Linked DNA regions of Homo sapiens: region 1 is linked to region 2. A link is a loop called in an ENCODE intact Hi-C map of the cell type or tissue named here. Cell type or tissue: GM12878. All regions are shown on one strand. Each heading gives the region's core, and the rest is flanking DNA. Links, peaks and the distances in the headings are about the cores only. Region 1 has its middle 130 kb from the start of GRASLND. Region 2 has its middle 19 kb from the start of LINC01247.

Evidence for each region. Peaks named below come from ENCODE experiments on the same cell type or tissue, not always from the same donor. Only the 100,000 strongest peaks of a DNase experiment are listed, where the experiment ranks them.
Region 1: it touches region 2 in a loop (4-fold over the local background); 1 of 110 quality-filtered maps calls a loop at or near these places.

What each region holds. Positions count from the first base shown.
Region 1 is chr2:7,050,203-7,055,583 of GRCh38, reverse strand. It overlaps a transcript of RNF144A not described here. Among named protein-coding and RNA genes, the nearest start is that of GRASLND, 130 kb to the right of the region's middle. In GM12878, for the core only: no CTCF peak of the experiment used is centred there; a DNase peak (open chromatin) is centred at 3,003; H3K4me3 peaks cover 343 bases.
Region 2 is chr2:6,354,088-6,359,468 of GRCh38, reverse strand. No RefSeq gene overlaps it. Among named protein-coding and RNA genes, the nearest start is that of LINC01247, 19 kb to the left of the region's middle. In GM12878, for the core only: a CTCF peak has its summit at 2,889; no DNase peak of the experiment used is centred there; H3K27ac peaks cover 696 bases.

The DNA.
Region 1 (5,381 bases), core at 222-5,221, 700 kb before region 2:
AATGGTAAGATATAAACATGCTGGGGAGGTATTTAGGGGTAAAATTGAAAACTTAGTGAAAGATTAGATGTGTGAGTGCTAAAGAGGTCAGTGTCAAGAATGGTTTTGAGAAGGAACAGTGGAGAGGATGGCGGTGTCAGTACTAAGTTATGGAGCTGCAGGGAAGGAGTAGGCTAAAGGTGGTATAATGGTTTCAAACATTAATTTGGGAGCAGGTGTAATTTTAAGAACTTTTGAGACCAAATCAAGATGCAATACTGAGCATGAACCATTCAGTGTGTGAAACTGCAGCTCAGAGAAACAGTTTCAGCTGGGTAGGTTGGGGGCATTGCCTGGAAAAGAAAGCTTACTGAGAAGAGCTACAAGGCTCAGGATTGAATAATTCCATCATTTGCAAAGCTTAGAAGAGAAGAGAAGGCACAAAGCAGGCTGAGAAAAAAATTGCCAGAAAGGTGGGAAGGAAACTGGGAGAGTGAGAGCTACAGGACAGTAAAGGAAGGGAGAGCATTTCAAAGAGGAGGTGCCAGCCTGTCAATGCTGATGAGAAGCCATCAGGAAGAGTAAAGCAACTGCAGGGCATGGTGGCAGAGAAGTCACTAGTGGCTTCAGCAGGAGAGGTTTGGGTGGAACAGTGGTGTAGGAGCTAGGGACAGTGGTTAAAAATCAAATGAGGGGAGCAAGAAACCAATGTGTGTCACTTAGGAAAATTGGTACAGAAGCAAAGTGTCTTAGTCTGCTTGTACGGCTATAACAAAATACCTTAGACTGGGTAATTGATAAGAACAGAAATTTATTTCTGGAGGCTGGGAAGTCCAAGATCAAGGCACTGGCAGGTGTGGTTCTGGTGAGGACAGCTCTCTGCCTCCAAGATGGTGCCCCTTGCTGTGGTCCTCTCATGGTGGAAAAGACGGAAGGCAAAAAGGGCTAGCTACTTCCCTTGAGCCCTTCATACTATCACAGTGAGTCTTATGTCCCAACATATAAATTTGGGGGAAACACATACATTCAGACCGTGGCACAAAGCTTTAGGTACTAGCACCTATGAGGGATTTGGCAACAGATTGGATTTGCCCAATATTTCTCAGACTTTAACTTGCATGACAGAAAAATCCTAGGGTAGCTCTTGTGTCCCATACCCTATATAATTCCCTTACCTGAGTGTGGGCAAGACTTGCAACTTCTCACCAAGGCAAAGATGTCACTCCTATGATTATATATCTCTGTGTATATGTACATATGTATGTATATGTATGTGTGTGCATGTATGATATGAATGTTATGTCCAGGGTAGTGGGTGATGGCTGAAAGAACACTTGCGGGGCCGTAGGCAGGCGAAATGTTGTTTTATTCAGCGGCTGTCTCTCATTAACAGCTCTCTCACACTGTTCTCTCATCAGCTGCTTTCTCACACTGTCTGCCTTGTCTCAGCTGCTTGAGCTGGCCACTCCCACAAGCAACTGCGCAGCTGGCTCTCCCCTGCCTTCAGGGTTAGCAGCAGCCGGCTCTCCCCTGCCTTCAGGGTCAGCAGCTTAGCTGATTCTCTCTGGCCACAAGCACAAGCCATGCCATGCCATGCTGAGCTGTGCACTGGCTCCTGTCTGTCTACAAGATGGACAAGCTCTGCTTCTCTCTCTGGGCACCAGTGCCTGCACAACAGCCATGTCAAGCCATGCCCAAGAGCACCTGTATGGCATCGGCAGGGCAGTTATATCTTTCTCAAATGACAGTGGCTCCCAGCCAAGTATGAGCTTACACAAACAGGTTATATAACAAGTGGAGGTGTGCACCTGTGCACCAATCCTGCTGAGTCTGGCAGGTCTGGGTATCTGCTCAGCCTAATTCTTAACCAAAGCATATCCATGTACCTTACAAATGTATACATATACACAAAAACAAATAGTCCTTTACCTTGCTATCATACACTAGAAATAAATTTTCTTTGCTGATTTGATGAATAAGCATCCATGTTAAGGAAACCCACATGGCATGGAACTGTAGGCAGTCTCCAACACTCAAGGGTGGCCTCCAGATGACAACAAAAAATTGAGATCACAGTCACACAGAATGAAATAAATTCTGCCAACAAATGGAAAGAACTTGAAAACCGATAATTCCCCCATTGAGCCTCCAGATGAAAACACAGCCCAGCTGACATCTTTTTAGCCTTGTGAGACCCTGAGTAGAGAACTCAGACCCATGGAAACTGGGAGATAAACATATTTAAAGGTACTACATTTTTTCTAATTTGTTATACAGTAATAAACAACTAATATAATGTGCATCCTGGTCACCTGGGGATCTTCTGAAAATCCAGGTTCTGACTCGGTCTGAGGTGGGGCTGAGAGTCTACATTTACGACTAATTCTCAGGCAATGCTCATGCTTCTGGTCTAAAACCACATTTTTAGAAACGGTAGATAGATGCCTATTGCGATTCCTTCCAACTCTTATATTATATACCAGCCAGAGAAGAAAATAACATGGGAATCAAATAAAATAATTTATCACCAGTTGCAAATATCTAAACTGACTTTCACAATTTCACTAAGAACTGAAAAATTATGTTGTAGAAGTTTAAACACATATGGAAGTATTTCACAGAAGTCATTTTCAAGAGATACTTAATGCAGTGCAGGAGAAAGAAGACAAATGATGAAATAAATATTGTAAAGCGAAATAAAGGAAACTTCCCAGCTTTGCCTAAATATTACATATGCAAATGGTGTGTGTGTGTGTGTGTGTGTGTTGGAAAGGGGGGCTCCTGTGCAGGAATCCTTCTGTTTCATATACAAGCTGAGCATTTCCAGAGAACAGGAAGGTCCTCGGTAAACGAGTGATTCCCCCCCACCCCATGTTACAACAGAAACCTAAAACATGCTCTCAGCATGGGGGTCACAGCCAGAGTCTTCCCTTCTGAAACACAGGACTGGGGACAGACTGCAAGAGTCCCTGGGGAGCCTGGGTGGATGCATGCATGGGTGAGGCTCAGAACACATTTTCTAAACCACATTGAGCTTCTCTCTTAAAATAATGACCCCTCGCTGCCTCTACAGAGCCCTGTTTCAGAAGAGGCACTAGCCAACACAATGATTCAGTGGAGAGAACCATCCTTGGAGGCCACAGGACAGCTCATATTCTGGCTTCATGGGTCACTAATTTTCATTGTGAGCAGGTGAACTTAACTGAGACTTAGGTTTTCTGATCTATAAAATGGGCACAAAATAATATTTATTTGTAGCACTTTTGTGAGGACTAGAAAATGAAAAGTGCCGGGGCTCCTCATGTTAGATGCTAGGCAGTGAGCTCCCAGGTGGAGTGAAGCACCACAGAAGAAAGGAAAAAGGTTTCTCATCATCTCAGCCTTTTCTCATGTTTGCCACGGCCAGCGTTTTGTTTTTTTTCTGGTTCAGAATCAAGGTGAGGTGATGCCAAGGTATAAACCACCTGCTTTCTGAGTGACACCACGGACTGTTAACTTATGAGTTCCTCTCTCCAGGGCACAGCTACAGAGGCAATAGGGCATTTTGGAGGTATTTATGTTACTTCCAATTAGGCATTCTAATTAAGATGGACTAAGGGAGGAGTAATATGAGTGAGAATTGGGCATACCTGGGTGAGGGTGTCCTTGGGTTATTCTGAATACTGGGGGATTCATTGATACTCTTGGAAGTCAGCACTAAGCTCAGGAAGATCCCATGAGGTTGAAGCAGCCAGACCAGACCGGAGTGGAGCAGCCAGGGCAGAACATCTTCATCTGGGAGCCACACTCTTGGATTCAAGCGATTCTCCTGCCTCAGCCTCCCAAGTAGCTGGGATTACAGGCACCCACCGCCATGCCCAGCTAATTTTTGTATCTTTAGTAGAGATGACATTTCACCATGTTGGCCAGGCTGGTCTCAAACTCCTGATCTCAGGTCATCCACCCGCCTTGGCCTCCCAAAGTGCTGGGATTACAGGCGTGAGCCACTGTGCCTGCCCTCAACTGTCTTTTTACTGATACTTGTTACTTTCCACTCCACAGGCTGGGCATAGACCCCCATCTCCTCTTCGCTGCTCCTTTTGGCGGCTTCCTAACCTCATGTCCTGGCCCTCATCCTCTGCATCCAAGCTCCCCTACATGCAGCTACCGTGGCGTAGGCAAATCCCATATCTTATTGTGTCAGCACCAACCTTAACCTGAAATCCTCCAGCCTGGCTTAAACCTTAAAAAGTGCATCCCCTCTGTCCCTTACCGCTCTACCCCGTCCACCTGCTCCACCTCCAATCCCCTCACCCTACTGGAGCTCAGCTCTGCACTGAAGGTTTGCCAAGCTCTCTTGGGGCGTCTGCGGCTTTACTTGCATGGGTGTGTTTGTGTGGTGGCATTCCCTCCCAATCTGTGCTCTGAGCAACCCCCTGCTCTCTCCATCCCCGACCCCAATTCCGTCTCCTCCAGAAATTTGCTCTGACTTCTCCTGCAGGGGGTGGAGCTCCTCTCTGCTACCACCTGTGGAGTGTGATCATCACCTTCCGGCCTGCCGCACTAGACTGTGATGTCTCCGTGCATTTGCATTGGTCTGTGTGGTGTGGTACCAAGGCACTGATGAAGAAAAGGGAGGATCTAAACTTCAGTCCAAGCCCTGCCAGGAACTAGCTTCAAGACTGCACCCGAGGCATTCTGCCTCACTGAGCTTCTCCTTGTTTATAAATATAGACGGGGTCTGAGTGGTCCTGACAGCACTGGGATTCCAGCACTTCCTCCCTTGGGAGCTCCCGTTCCCTTCGACATTCCCCTCCAATGCTGGTATACAGAGTCCTAAGTCTTCCCCATGGAGGCCAGTGAGGGAGCCAAGAATCTGCTTGTCTTTCAAAAGACTGTTGCTCTCCATTCCCTTAAAGGTATATGAGAGAATTTATGCTACTGAAATATAGGCAACGGTGAAGAATTTGGATTTAACGACACAGGAAGCAGAAGGCTCTCAATGGTTTTCAACAGAAGCATCACAAGATGGAAACAGAGAATGCCCCAGGAACAGAATGGTGAGAAGGGAGGAGGCTGGGAGCAGAAGATACTTTAGGAGGCCCCAGGTGTGTCCACGAGAGACTGAAGAGGACCTGCATTAGTCTGTTCTCACTCTGCTAATAAAGACATACCCAAGGCTGAGGCATTTATAAGGAAAAAAGGTTTAACTGACTCACAGTTCCACATGGCTGGGGAGGACCCACAATCATGGCAGAAGGTGAAGGAGGAGCAAAGTCATGTCTTACTTGGCGGCAGGCAAGAGAGCTTGCGTAGGGGAACTCCCATTTATAAAACCATAAGATCTCCTGAGACTTATTCACTACCACGAGAACAATATGGGGAAACCACCACCATGGTTCAATTATCTCCACCTGGCGCCA
Region 2 (5,381 bases), core at 216-5,215:
AATTCGGAGAATTTGTTGTGGTGCCTGTCTATAAGATGAGGGTGCCTGAAACTCTTATTCCCACCCCCACCCAGGGCTAACTCTTTCTTCATTGACGGGGCTCCCTCCAGCTGCTTATTTTTCATGCTTCCAGTTTATCCCTGAATTCCAAACCTCTTCATCCTTAGAATGGAGGGCAATGGAGGGCGTCTACCTTGAGCCCAGAGTGGAAGTTTGTGTCAGCCCTGTGTGGCCAGGGATGTTTGTCTGGTGGCCAGAGGTAACACGACACATCACTGGGTACTCAGATGAAATGCGCTGACGTCATCAGACTGTGTGACTGACAAAGCCATATGGTTACACCAAAAGGACAGTAGTCTTACCTATTTCTCCTATATTCTGGAATGAGCTTTCCTTTCATTTCCACATCACATAGCCCAGAGATAAAATTATTTTAAAAAGGTCAGGTTGTGCTTTTCTGATATTGCTTATAGGCACTGCAATAAATGAAATCATCTTTAGGTATTAAACTATCAGAAATGAATATTTTGAAAAAAATACACAGAGTGCAAAAATGCACGGGAGGGACACAGTTTGCCCTTTGCCTTCTGGGATTCTAGACTGATCGGTGTTAGAGGGAACAGGAACTCTCGGATTTATTTCCCTCCTCCTGATGAGTTCCTTAGCCCATATGGAATGCTTTCAGTCTGACTCCTGTGCCAGGCAGTTTGCACTTAGGACGGATTGTCTTGGCATCTTTATTGGTTATACACTCCCTCATATTGTGAATGACATGACGTAAAACTTACTGAAGACAGAAACAAAGCATGAAGTGCTCATCACAGTTTCTGTGCTAACCTGGTTGACAGGGGGAAGGTACTGGCAGTGTTGACAAGGAAGGAACTGGGTAGGAAAGAGAGGGCCAGGCTGAGCCAGAGTTTACTGTAGCATAGCCACTGTCCGGCAGTCACATGCTGCCCCGGTGCACATTGGGGGATGCGCCCTTTGACCTGAGCAACTCTTGCAGTGTGCTATCAGGGCTGCAGTTTCCATCACAAGGGAGGAATCGACAGAAGTCCCTGCTTTGGCTCCATCACGGAGCTTATGTGTGTGTTCCTGAGAGAATCCCACCTCTTGGATGCGTTAGCCTCTCACCTCCTGCCTTCGGCTTCCTTCTTGATGCTGCAATTTTGGCACGCCAAAAATATCCTTGCTTAGCACAACCCAGAAGTGAGGGGCTACAAGTGCACAACCCGGAAATGGGGGGCTACATATATCTGATGGATAAACTCTTCCTTTATTCTCTTTGAAAAGGAATGTGCTGAGAAACAATTCCCAGAGCGTCAGTTTCCCCAGGCACCTGGCAACCTGCCTGCACTCAGTGGCTTCCAGCTTCATAGTGCACCTTCATCCTGACGTCTTCTCTTCTGCTGCCCTCTTTTCTTCCCTCAATCTTGCTCCCTAAGGTTGTGCTAAGTCTTCTCGGACTCTGGGAATCTAAGCTAAGAAACTGCTTCCTAGACAGTGCCTTCTTGCTATGTCCTCATGTGGTGGAAGAGACAAGGCGGCTCCCTGCAACCCCTTTTACAAGGGCGCTAATTCTCTTCATGAGAATAGAATTCTATTCATGAGAGTAGAATTCAGGACCTCATCACCTCCTTAAGCCCTCCCCTCTTAGCACCACCAAAGAGCGATTTGGTTTCTATGTGCATTTTGGAGGGGCTCAAGCATTAGAGCACAGCATCAGCATTTTATAATTCCCTCCTTTCCCTGGACAACCCTGTCCTGGCTCCCATACTCAAGCTACTACATCAATTTGTTTGGTTTCTCAGAAATCCCCACTATTTGAAGGACCCATGGGAATATGCAAGCATTTTGGCTCAGGAGGAGAAGTGCAGTCTCAAGGGGGATACCTGGCGCGGGGCTAAAGAGAAGAGGACAGACAACCGTGACTATCTGGAAATCAGAAAAGAGAGAATATTACAATTTGTATAAAATATTTTCATAAATATTATAACATTTTAGACGTTCTCATAAATGACTTCAAGGCATACAGAAATCAGAGTGGCTGAAACCTGAGGGAATCGCTGAGTGTCAGCACATTTGAGTAGACAATGCCAAGTGCCTGGCCAGGCCAAATGGAAATGGTTTGGGGGAGGGGAAGATATTTCAGGGACACAGACTGAAAGTCGACAGGCAAGGCGGTCCTTGGGTGAGAAACAGGAGAGGCTGATGGTGTGGGCCATACCTGGGCTTGTGTTGGAAAATGACTGCCTGGCTGTCTCCATAAAACAGTTGAGTTTTTGCCAAAATAGATGCAACATCTCTCCTAGGTTTCCCTCAGACCTGGTTTAGGGCATGATTTCCCTTAAGCAAATGATGAGGAATGAACGCAGAGGAGAGGATTGCTGTGAGAACTATTTTTCTTGCACATGTGCAGCCTGCGTGTGCCTGAAGACACGTGACACCAATTATGCCTCATTATAAGTAGGAGCCGCTCTAGATCCAAGAAGGAACACGGAGAACAATGGGATAGCACCAGTGTCTGAATAGGAGAAAAGTGATGGCAGGAAGCAACCGTATTATTTAAAGTTTAAATATACTATATTAAGTACTGGAAAAGTACAGCAAAAAGAGCTGAAAAAGTCATGAATCAAGTTATAACATTTTGAAGCACTTGAGGATGCAGTACCAGGACAAGTGCCCCTTCTGACCTGCAGAGTCTGCCTTCATCAAAATCACTTTTTACTATAATGGAGCAGCCTGGAGGTCAACCCTTTTTTCTGGGTCATCCAAAGCCCCCTCATTTTTTCCTCCCAAGCAGCGAGAGGCCATCCAACTGTGTGACATGCTTTGGTTTGGTATGTTCCAAATTCTGTAAAGAGAAATCTATAATACTGAGTTTGATTTCCTGCCAGCAGATGTCCTTCTCCATCAAATCAAAGGCAAAAGAACCCAGGCTCACTCTTCGTTGTGTCCAATTTTCTCAGTCTTGGCTCTATGGGGGTCTCTGCAGCTCTTGGGGGGTTGGGCTCGCTGCCAGGCAGCTTCCAAGGCTGGCTCTCCCCTGGCTCAGACTCTGATGAAGTTCTTGACCACCAGGGTTAATGGAGTCCGCCTGACACGGCAGGTCTGGCAGGGGCCCCCAGGGGGATGTGCCCTAGGGAGAAGGAGAACCTGCTTTCACACTCAGAGGCTGGGGCAGGGCTGGAGGAAAGTGGCCCCCTTATTACAACTGGGATTTGAGTGAGTATGACTCTGATCATCCTAAATCATTGAGACTCTATCCTGGTGAAGCACTTCCCTCCAGTCAGCAGGCCGAGGACCAGATGGGGGCAGTTGGCCCAGGGCTATCAGACACCACTGGATGGAGGCCCACACTGGGTAGATGCACCTTCCCCCAGGCCCTCAATCAGCCCCTTGGAAGCTTGGAGAGGATCCTTTAGGTGATGAATGGCCAGGAGAGAGAAGCACATGGGAAAATTCCCTCTCACTTGGCATAGATCTCCACTGCTGCAGAGGAAATACTGCAGGCAGACTTCATCACAAACCTCAGGGAGGATTTATTTGCACCAAGGGAGGTGGGATTGTGTCCTGTGTTGTAATTAACATCAATGAATTTCTCTTTAAGTCAAGAATTTTTGTTGTTATCAAGCCTTTTTTTAGATTAATCTGAAACCCCCAAAAAGAGGAGATAATAGAAATTTCCCTATCTTACATTCAGAAAAATGTGATACATGTAGTTTATGTGAGAAGATAGAGTCAAGGAGAATGTGGAGTGAGGTAGGGGTAGGATCCCGTTAAGTAAAAATGAGGAAGTAAAGGTAATATATGTAATCAGCATTTATTATGTGGGTACCTACTATGTGCAGACGTTATAGTAGGGAAATTTACACATCTTTTTTTCTTTAAAGCTCTGTGATGTTTTTTAAGATTGTAATTATTAACCTTGTTTTAGATATTTGGAACTTGAAACGCTAACAGGCTAAGTATATTTCTAATATGACAAAGCTAATAGGTGTCTAATATGACAAAGATAATAAGTAGTATTTGAACACATCTGTCTGAATCTACCTCATAAAAATAAGGAATACTGTGTCCAACCCCAGGCCTAGAACATGTCATCCCTAATTCTTTGATAATTCATCTCTAGCCATCCTTCACATTTCAGCTTATACACTGAACTTCTGCAATTTTTTTAAATGGAACTTCCACAATTCCCCTGAACACTTTCTTCATTTTCCTCATTGCAGTGGGGGATTTTCTCCTTAGTTGTGTAAGGGTTTTTTTGTTGAGTATTTGTTGGTGATAATATCTTTTTTTTGTTTTTTTGGTTTTTTTTAGATGGAGTTTTGCTCTTATTGCCCAGGCTGTAGTGCAATGGCACAATATTGGCTCATTGCAACCTCTGCCTCCTGGGTACAAGTAATTCTCCTGTCTCAGCCTCCAGAGTAGCTGGGATTACAGGCGCCTCCCACCACGCCCGGCTAATTTTTTGGTATTTTTAGTAGAGACAGGCTTTCACCATGTTGGCCAGGCTGGTCTTGAACTCCTGACCTCAGGTGACCTGCCCTCCTTTGCCTCCCAAAGTGCTGGGATTATAGGCATGAGCCACCACACCTGGCTGATAGTATCTTTTTTTGGTGATTGTTATATTCTTAATGACCAGCCTATGACAAATAAGCATGTCCTAAGTGAACGAATGAATGACTGAATGAATGAATGACAACTAGGTAGCATTGATGATCTAGAGTCCATACTTGGCCTTAATAGTGCTTTTGTGCATTTTCAGAACTGGTTATGACTGTCATACAAGTCAGGCTTTGTTTTCTAATCCTGTCCCGGGAAAACAAAATCCAGTGTTGATATTGCCTAGACATCTCCCTCAAAATATCTAATGTACATTTCATCCATAAAACATTCCCTAGGCTGGAATTCTCATTCATCTTCATTCCTCACTGTGCATCAAGTCATATTATGCTCAGCTATTAGTAATATATACCCACAGTATTAAACATATAGTTGGATAATCTGTTATATTATTTACATAATAGAATTGTGGTGGGCATAAATGTTAATAAATAACAATGCAATATTATTAGTGATCACTTATACTTGCAAAATGATAAATTATTCAGGAGTCTCTTAATTCTTGAATGTAATATTATATTAAATGGAAACTATCGAAGGTATATTTTATTCAAAGCAGACTCGCAACATTTGTACTTTTGAGAGGTCCAATCATCTCACTCTGACTTTATGATTAAAGGAGCCTCGGTGTCACAGAGATTCAAGTTAACTCTGTAAATCGCTGAGGACATTATGAGTTTTCCCAGAATGTCCTAACACTACTGTGTTCACAGAATACTTATTTGAAATGTATGGGAAATCAACTTCCAGGG